Linked DNA regions of Homo sapiens: region 2 is linked to region 1. Evidence: read pairs that join two places in POLR2A ChIA-PET (ENCODE). Cell type or tissue: GM12878. All regions are shown on one strand.

Region 1 (5,000 bases):
TCTTTATATATTCTAGATACTAATCCTTTGTTGATTATGTGGTTTGAAATATTTTCTCCCAGTCTGTAACTTTTAGTCCTTAACGGAATCTTTGCAGAGTAGGCATTTTAAATTTTGATGAAGTCCAGTTTATCAATTTTTCCTTTTATGGATTATGATTTTGGTGTCAAGGCTAAGGACTCTGCCTAGCCTGAGTACTGAGAACATTTTCTCCTATGTGTTTTCCTAAAGGTTTTATAGTTTTATGTTTTCCATTTATGTTTATGATCCACATTTATGTTAATTTTAATATAAGATGGAGAGTTAGGTTGAGAATTTTTTTTTTTTGCTTCTGGATGTCTAAATGAAATATTACAGCATCATTTTTGGAAAGACTATTTTTCTTCCATTGAGTTGCTTTTGTACCTAGTCAAAAATCAGTTGTGCATATTTGTGTAGGTCTCTATTGTGACATTGATCTATTTATCTCTCTACAAATACCACACAGTCTTGATTACTGTTGCTGTATGTTAAATCTTAAAATCAGGTAAACTGAGACCTTTCACTTTATTCCTTTTCAATATCCTTTTAGTTATTCTGATTCCTTTGCCTTTCCCTATAAATTTCAGGATAATCATCAAAATTTTCAAAAAGTCTTGCTGGGATTTTGATAGGATTTGCATCAAACTTTGCTATGGTTTGAATGCTTGCCGTCTTCAAAATTCATGTGGAAATTTAGTTTCTATTATGATAGTATTAAGAGATGTCAAATACCTTTAAGAGGTATTTAGATCATGAGCGCTCTGCCCTCATGAATGGACAGGAGTGGGTTCATTATCGTGGGAGTGGGTTCACCCTCTCTTTCACCCTCTTTTTGCTCTTGCACCATGTGATGCCTTCTGTCATGTTATGATGTAGCAGGAAAGCCCTTGCCAGATGCTGGCATCTTGATATTGGATTTCCTAGTCTCCAGAACCTTGAGCCAAAACAATTTCTGTGCTGGTAATTGGGGTATTTAGATCATTTATATTTGATGTAATAATTAATATATTAGAGCTTAAGTGTGACATTTTGTTTTTTTGTTTTCTGTTTCTTTTTTTTTTCCCCTCTGTTATCTTTTACTTGTTTTCCTGTGGGTTATTTGAACATTTGTCTATTTTGATTAATTTATAGTATTTTTATTGTTTCCTTTTATATAGCTTTCTTGGTGGCTTCTCTAGGTGTGACATAATGTAAACCAACTTATCACAGTCTACAGGTGTTATTTTACTAGTTCAAGTGAAATGTAGAAACCTTATTTCCCTTCATGTATTTTTACCCTACCCTGTTTATAATTGTGTTAAATATTTTCTTGACTTGTAACCACATCAGACAATATTTTAGTTTTTACCTCAACTGTCAAGTCTTTAATAAAAACTCAAGAGAAGGAAAATGTATTATATTTAGCTATATTTTTGCTGTCTGTATTCTTTTTTCCTGATGTTCTAAGGTTTCTTTGATGATTTCTCTTTTGTTTAAAGAACTGTCTTTAGCTATTCCTTCCTGTAGGGTAGTTCCACTGGATGCAAATTCTTTGAGTTTTCCTTCATCTGAGAATGTCTTGAATTCCACTTGATTATTAAAGCAATTCCTGGGTCGTTCTTGAAGGGCATTTCTGCTGGTTATTGGATTCTGGTTTGACGGTTATTTTTTGTAAGCACCTGAAAAATACTGTGCCACTTCCTTCTGGCCTCCGTGGTTTCTGGTAAGAAAATTATCCCGCTTTTCTGTTCTTTCTCTTTTGATTCTTTTTCCTCTCTTTGTTTTAATTTTAATAGTTTCTTGTGCTGTGTCTTAAGCATTCATTCATTCATCTACATCAGTGCTTACATTTGTTAATCCCATCCATGTTATTTATTATCTTAGATACTTATTTTTTTTCTCTTCATATGGGTCATAGTTTCCTGCTTCTTTGCATGTTTGTTTATTTCCAGTGGGATGCCAAACATTGAGAATTTTACCTTGGTGGGTCCTGGATGTTTTTTATTCCTGTAGATATTCTTGAGTTTTGTTCTTAGATGCAGATGGTTTATTTGTAAACAGTTTGATCCTTTTGAGTTTTGCTTTTAAGCTTCCTAAGGTTGGACCAGAGTAGTCTTTAGATTAGGTCTAATTTGGTCCCAGTACTAAGACAGTACCCTTTTGAGTACCCTTATCTGATGCCCTGTGCATTATGAGATTTTAAAAATTCTGGTTGGTGGGCAGCTGGGTGCAGTGGCGCACGCATGTAATCTCAGCGCTTTGGGAGGCCGAGGCGGATAGGTCATGAGGTCAAGAGATGGAGACCATCCTGGCCAACATGGTGAAACCCCGTCTCTACTAAAAAATGCAAAAATTAGCTGGGCATGGTGGTGCATGCCTGTAGTCCCAGCTACTCGGGAGGCTGAGGCAGGAGAATTGCTTGAACCCAGGAGGCAGAGCTTGCAGTGAGCTGAGATCGTGCCACTGCACTCCAGCCTGGCAACAGAGCGAAACTCCCTCTCAAAAAAAAAAAAAAAAAAAAAAAAAAAAAAAAAAAAAGAATTCTGGTTGGTGGGAACCTAAGTGAGCTCCAGGGATTCTTTTCCTGTGGTTCTTTCCCTTGCCTCAGGCACTCTCTTTACACACATATGCTGATGAGAAATCAGCCAAACACTCTAGGGGGATGCACTGTAGGTCCCTTGGAGCTTGCTGTTTGCACAGAGTGTCCAGCTTTCTTCTGCCCTGTATCCTGCCCTGCGAGTTGTAGCTCTTTCCACCCCTTGAACTCCCAACTCCTTTAACTCAGGGAGATTGCTGGACTCCACCTGCACTCTCCCTCCCTGCACTGCAGCCTAGAAGGTGGCTTACCTTTTTTGTTTCTGCTTTCACAGGGATCATTACCTGTGTTGCCTCTTGTTCAGTGTTTGAAAATCATTGTTTCATACATTGGGAGATAAGGAGCACCAACAGGATTGGAATGTTAGATAAGATGAGAGAAGGACTTGATTGAGAAATGAACTATTCTGATTATCTTTTGCTATATAACAATCTGCCCCCAGATCTAGTGACTTTTCTCGTAGATGTGCAGTTTGGGTAAGGTTAGGCTGAAACAGCTTGTTTCTGCTCTGCTAGGCATCAGCTGGGGGCAGCAGAAAGGCTAGGGGCTGGAATCGTCTGAAAGCTTCCTCACTCAACATGTAGGTGGTTGATGCTGGTTGTCTGCTGAGATCTCATTTGGGATGTGGCTGGAACATCTACACATAGTTTTTCCAGTGGCTGCTTGGCTTCCTTCCTCACAGCATGGAGGCTGGGTTCTAACAGTAAGGAGCTGAGGGCCAGGAGGAAGTTATTACACCTTTTCTAACCCAGCCTTGAAAATCATGCTGTGTATTACAGGGAGTCACTAAGTCTGGTCTATATTAAAGGGGACTGGAATTAGCCTCCTACTTTTGCTGGAGGCAAGTTAGACTCCTACTTTACGTAGGGAAGCAAGTCAAAGAATTTGTGGATATGTTTTAAAGCCCCACAGCAGTGATACTTGAGCAAAGGAGGTGAGGACATCCAGGGAAAAATATTCCAGGTACATGGTACAGATACATAAAGACCCTGAAGGATGATGGATGCCTGATAGTTTAGATTTGCTTATAGATTAGTTACCACTGCACAGCATCACCTCCTTGAGAGCAGGGTGAACAGTGTTGGGAGAACAGTGTTGAAAGATAGTTGCAGTTCAACAATTTTTTTGTGAAAGGCACCATGTATTAAAAATTCTAAAAATGCGTACATATACTTTGATCTAGTAATTCTTTCTTTGAGAAATTATCTTAAGGAAAAATTATACAAACAAGCAATGCTGTAGTGAATGTTTGGAGGGGCTTAAATGCCCATTAATAGCAGATTAGTTAAATTATGGTTTGTCTATATAATGGAACACTGCAGTTTTTAAACTGAATGTTTTGGCATACAAAAACAATGAGTATTGAGGGACAAGAAGTAGATTTCAAATACTGGTATATGAAATTGTCCTATTTGGTTAAAAGTACTCTCTCTGTATAATAAATATTATATGTGCATAGACTGGAGAAGATGAGATGAGAGCAATGGTGGCTATTTTAGAGTTGCTTTTCAGAAAACTGTATGTTGCTATTATAACAGAAATATATTTCTATTGTAAAAGTAAAAGCGCCTTTCAAGAGAATATGTTGATTTCTTTTTATTAACTGAAGAAGGGAGAATAAGACAAAATATGTACAGAAAAAGTGTAGAGTGATGTAAAATCAAGATTTTTCAAGAGATTATCTCTTGATTATAGGTTACTTTTATTTCCTTTTATATGTTTTTGTATTAATTGTAATTTAATTGTTAAACTCATAAGAAGGAGATATATATTAAAATAGTTGTGAGGGATATTGTTAAGCAGCCTTGTTTTAAGAGTAGCTGTCGTGAAAAATTCAAATTTTTAGAGACTAGCAAAATCAAGAGATCTCTTGGTTTCCTTTAGTGCAGAGAACTGCAGAATTTCTTTACTGGACACAAAATATTATGTGACTTACAACATTTGATTTACACACAATTCTTAAGCTATCATTCTTTATTAAAATGGCTATTTCCATATTTATCTTATTCTTTATCACCTCTTTATCATAGATTTTTAGTAACTTTGCACATTCATGAATAAAATTCTAGATGATGTACTAATACTTTAATTAATACATATTTTATTGCAAAAATGTTTTTAGGTTAATTGTTCTCATTTCACTGTCTTTTCCCTTTATTTTATATAAATAATTTGTAATTCATTTTGTTCTTATATACCATAGGATGTGTTTTGGAGATGCAGACAAAATATCTTTGATGAAATGAAGAAGAAATTTTTACAGGTAGACTGCTGATGTAATTGCTTTAATGTGATAATCAGCAGAGCAAGTAACAGCATGTTAGTATTTTTATTTAATATCAAGGCATGTCTTAAGTTTTATGCTTGTTTGGCTATTTTATTTCTACCCAATTTTAATAATAAA
Region 2 (5,000 bases), 890 kb before region 1:
CCATATGCAGAAGGTTGAAACTGGACCCCTTTCTTACACTATATATAAAAATCGACTCAAGATGGATTAAATACTTAAATGTAAAGCCCCAAACTATAAAAATCCTGGAAGACAACCTAGGCAATACCATTGTGGACCCAGGAATGGGCAAAGATTTCATGACGAAGACTCCAAAAGCAATCTCAACAAAAGCAAAACTTCAAAACTGGGATCTAAGTAAACTTAAGAGCTTCTTCATGGCAAAATAAACTATCAAAAGAGTAAATAGACAACCTACAAAATGGAAGAAAATATTTGCAACCTATGCATCTGGCAAAGGCCTAATATCCAGCATCTATAAGGAACTTAAACAAATTTATGAGAAAACAACAAACCACCTCATTAAAATGTAGGCAAAGGACATGAACAGACACTTTTCAAAAGAAGATACACATGTGGCCAACAAGCATATGAAAAAAAAGCTAAGTATCACTGATAATTAGATAAATGCAAATAAAAATTATAATGAAATACCATCTCACACCAGTTAGAATGGCTATTATTAAAAAGTCAAAAAATAACAGATGCTGATGAGGTTGCGGAGAAAAGGGAACATTTATACACTGCTTGTGGGTGTATAAGTTAGTTCAACTATTGTAAAAAGCAGCATCTCAGTTCCTCAAAGAGCTAAAAAACAGAACTACCATTTGATCCAGCAATTGCATTATAGGGTATATACCCAAAGGAATATAAATCATTCTACCACAAAGACACATACATTCATATGTTCACTGCAGCACTGTTCACAATAGCAAAGACATGGACTCAATCTAAATGACCATCAATGACAGATTGGATAAAGAAAATGTGGTACATATACACCATGGAACACTATGTGGCCATAAGAAAGAACAAGATCACGTCTTTTGCAAGAACATGGATGGAACTGGAGGCCATTTTCCTTAGCAAACTAACACAGAAAACCAAATACCACATGTTCTCACTTACAAGTGGGAGCTAAATGATGAGAACTCATGGACACACAGAAGGGAACAACAGACACCTGGGTATACTTGAGGGTAGAGGCAGGGAGGAGGAAGAGGATCAGAAAAATAGGCATCTATTGGGTACTAGGCTTAGTAACTGGGTGATGAAATAATGTGTGCAACAAACCACCATGACATGAAGTTGTATAACAAACCTGCTTATGTACCTCAGAACCTAAAATAAAAGTAAAAAAAAAAAGTTTAAATTTTTTGTCAGAATTATACATGCACATAGTTTAAAGACTAAATCAGTCCTACCAGGTTTACTTAATACAAAAACAGCCCCTAGCCACCTCACCTATTTCCCCTTCCACGGAAGCAACCACTTTCACCTTTTCTAGTTATATTTTGATCCTTACCACCTTACCTTCAACAATATATCTGTATTGATGCTTCCTGATTTTTCGTTTGTTTCAGGCATCATGTATTGACCTCTCACTATGGAAATTGAGGATTTAGCTCTGTTTTTTTCCTCTTGTCCCACCAAACACATGCACCCTTCCCATTTTCCCATCCTCTCAATAACATAATTGTAGTTTTGGTTAGATCAATATTCAATGTTTAAAATATTATGGCCATGTATGCTGTTCAGGTCTGAGCCATTATAGTAAATAACTTTTTGGTTTCTCTGGACTTAATTGCCTTTTGTTCATGTGTATGTTGGCTATTTCATGTACTTATCATCAATTTGGCCCCAAACTCTCCAAAGATTGTCTAAATTTCCTTTCATTCACATCAGATATCCTTTCAATTCATCTTCTTAAAGTAGTTTTTTCCATAGCTTTCTGAACTGCTGGTTGGTTTCCCTAGTTGGTACGAAGCTATTATCCTGAGACATTCTTTCATCATCAATTTAGGGATTCCCTTTGCCTCTCTCCCCTGTGGTACTCTTATTTCTTGTATTCTATTCTTCCTCTTTTTTGGTTTAACCTCGAATTTGGGTGGAGCACATCCTCAGTAGCTTCTTGAGAAAGGGGAAGTGGGAGATACATTTTTTGAGACCTTGCCTATCTGAAAATTTATGTTTGGACTTTCACTCTTGATTGATAGTTTGGCTAAGATTTTTTAGACTACATATTTGTTATATACGACCTATTTTTTTTTCCCTCTGGAAATGTGTAGGGTCTTTGTGTTTTGAAAGTTCACAATGATGTGCTTTGGTTTGGGTATTTTTAATTATTTTGCAGGGCACTCCCTTTCAGTCTGGAAACTCATTGCCTATACATCTGGGAAGACTTTAATTGGTATTAGAGGGTCTTCTGTTTCTGGAATTCCTATTGTGGAGATATTGGAGCTACTGAATTGGCTCTTTAATTATCTTACCTTATATTCTTCCTTTTCCATCAGTCTGGGTAGTTTCCTTAGCTCCTCAGTCCTTCTGTTGAGTTTCTCATTTTCACTCTTATATTTTTAATTTCCTAGAGCTTCTCCTTGTTCTTTGAAGGTCCCACTCCCCTTTTATAGCATCCTATTCTTGTTTCATAGATATAATGTATTCTTTTAGTTCTGTGAGCATATTAAAGTTATTTTATTTTATTTTTTTTTAGACGGAGTCTAGCTCTGTCACCCAGACTGCAGTGCAGTGGCGCAATCTCGGCTCACTGCAAGCTCCGCCTCCCGGGTTCACGCCATTCTCCTGCCTCTGCCCCCGGAGTAGCTGGGACTGCAGGCGCCCGCCACCACGCCCGGCTATTTTTTTTGTATTTTTAGTAGAGACGGGGTTTCACTGTGTTAGCCAGGATGGTCTCGGACCTCGTGATCCGCCCGTCTTGGCCTCCCAAAGTGCTGGGATTGCAGGCCGTGAGCCACCGCGCCCGGCTAAAGTAATTTTTTAATGTTTTCCTTCTTGTATGGCCTGTTTCCTCCCCACTCCCGCCCCCTGTCCCATTTCTTTTGGTTTCTGTCCTTCATGCTGGAGACTTTCCTAAGCTGCTTGGTAATTCTTAGATATCTACTCATGCTTAGGAGCCGGGGACTAAAAATCTGTAGAGGATGTTTATACACCGGAAACTTTTCTGTAGGGTTATCCAGCTATGCCATTTGCTAGGGAAAACCCCAATGTCAATTTTCAAAAAATCTTTTCTCTTGAACCAGCCAGATACCTTTCATAGACCCTACCACTCTGCTGCCTGGAAGGCAAAGGCCTGGTTGCTGATGTTCTAGGAGCCCGGTGCAGGTAGCAAGATGAGAGTCTCAACACTTCATATGTGTATGTTCACTTAATTTAATGTGGTATCTTGGCCTTCAACTGGTTCTGTTGTTCTTCAGTCCAGACACCCTTTATTTTGTGCTCTACAGAGAATAAACCTCCTGTATTCTTGAGAATGGGGCAGGGTAGTCACCTGCGGGCATAGAGGCACGGAAAGAAGCTCTAATTGCTTCTTAAATAATTCTTGACCAATCTAACTTGTTTTACCTTCTCCATCCTCGGATCCAGAGGCATCAGTGCCGCTCATCTCCATGCCTATTATATTGTGTTAATTCTCAGCTTTCTCCACTGTCGGGTTAAGATTGACCGTCTACAGCTCTACCAAGTCAGTGACCATTTAACCAATTGCTTACCATTTCTCCAAATTTTGTTGTTGTGGTCTCTTCTCTATGTTCCCTGTCCTTGTTGTTCTTGTTTCTTATGAGGTTTCTGACCCTGGGTAGCTAGCTCTTGCTCTCCTGTGACTGCTTTCCCTCTTCCCACCACTGCCTGCTCTCTCGTGTCATCACAGTGAGGTCTGGGGCAGGCCATAGCACCTTCAACAACTTGGCACAGGGAGTTTTACCCAATTGCAGTGGGACTGTCTATGGAAGTGATCAAGAGCCATTTTGGGTACCAAAGCCAGCTCAGAGATTAAACAGAGGAAAAAGAGATGATTTCTGTCAACAGATTAAGAGAGGCCATCTGGGAGGAAGTGGTGTGTGAACCAGGTCCTGAGAAGACCATTCATGTTTCAGTTCAATTAAATTCAAATTCACGTGTTCTGTGAATAAGCAGGCATTGGATTGGGATAGGAAGTTGCTATAGCATAGGGATTTTAAATAGGGAGTTCCAGATAATGCCTGCATTTGAATCCTGGGTCCTTGATTACTGACTGTAATTTGTTTAGATTCTGTAATTCTCAGTTTCCCAGTTGAGAAAATGGGGGTAATAATAGTACCTTTCTCAGGGGTTATTGGGAAGATTAATTAAATGCAAGAGTGCATATAAACTAGTCAAGGAACTATAGCATAGTATATACAGACAGTGGCTCAGTATGCAGACTGTGCCAGAACACCTGGATCTGAGTCCTGGCTGTGACTTAGTAGCTCTGAGAACTTGGGCAGGTTACTTAAACTTTCTGTGCCTCAGTTTATTTATCTGTACACTGGAGATAATGTATTGTCAGGATTAAATGAGGTAAGGTGTAGAAAGAACTTAATACAATGCCTGGTGCATAGACGACAATAATACTTGTTAAAAGGAGTGTAACATGTTAGTAGGACAATCCTTGAACCAGAGTGCCTGTATAAATCCCACATCTGTCACAACCAGGTGTCCTGGGTTAAGTTCCTTGATATTTCTTTGCCTTAGTTTCCTCATCTATAAAATAAATATAATCGTACCCACTTTGCAGGGTTGTTGTGAGGATAAAATGAGTTAATACATACATAGCATGAAGTGCCTATAAGTGTTTGCTATTACTATTGCACCAGATTTAGTTGTCTTTCTTTTCTTTTCTTTTTTCCTATTCTCTTTTCCCTTTCTCTCTCTCTTTTCTTTTCTTTCTTTCCCCTCTCTCTGTTCCCTTCCTCCCTTCCTTCCTTCCTTCCCTCCCTCTTTTTTTTTTTTTTTCTGTTCCTTGTGGAGCAGGGCTAACCCACAGGCAGTGTACCAAGAGTAGCTCAGATTTAGTTGTTTTTCTTCTATTTGCTTTTTTCCTAGTGTATTCCACCAAGGGAGGATTCTTTCACAAGTGTACCTCACAGGTCATGTAGCAGGGATGT

Evidence for each region. Peaks named below come from ENCODE experiments on the same cell type or tissue, not always from the same donor. Only the 100,000 strongest peaks of a DNase experiment are listed, where the experiment ranks them.
Region 2: POLR2A ChIA-PET joins it to region 1 with 8 read pairs; 2 of 35 experiments call an interaction of 5 or more read pairs at or near these places.

Annotation. Positions count from the first base shown.
Region 1 is chr11:11,869,001-11,874,000 of GRCh38, forward strand. All of the region lies in intron 1 of USP47 (ubiquitin specific peptidase 47), which reads left to right. Among named protein-coding and RNA genes, the nearest start is that of USP47, 30 kb to the left of the region's middle. RefSeq lists enhancers at 1,889-2,695, 2,696-3,500. In GM12878, no CTCF peak of the experiment used is centred here; no DNase peak of the experiment used is centred here.
Region 2 is chr11:10,977,744-10,982,743 of GRCh38, forward strand. No RefSeq gene overlaps it. Among named protein-coding and RNA genes, the nearest start is that of ZBED5-AS1, 120 kb to the left of the region's middle. In GM12878, no CTCF peak of the experiment used is centred here; a DNase peak (open chromatin) is centred at 1,878.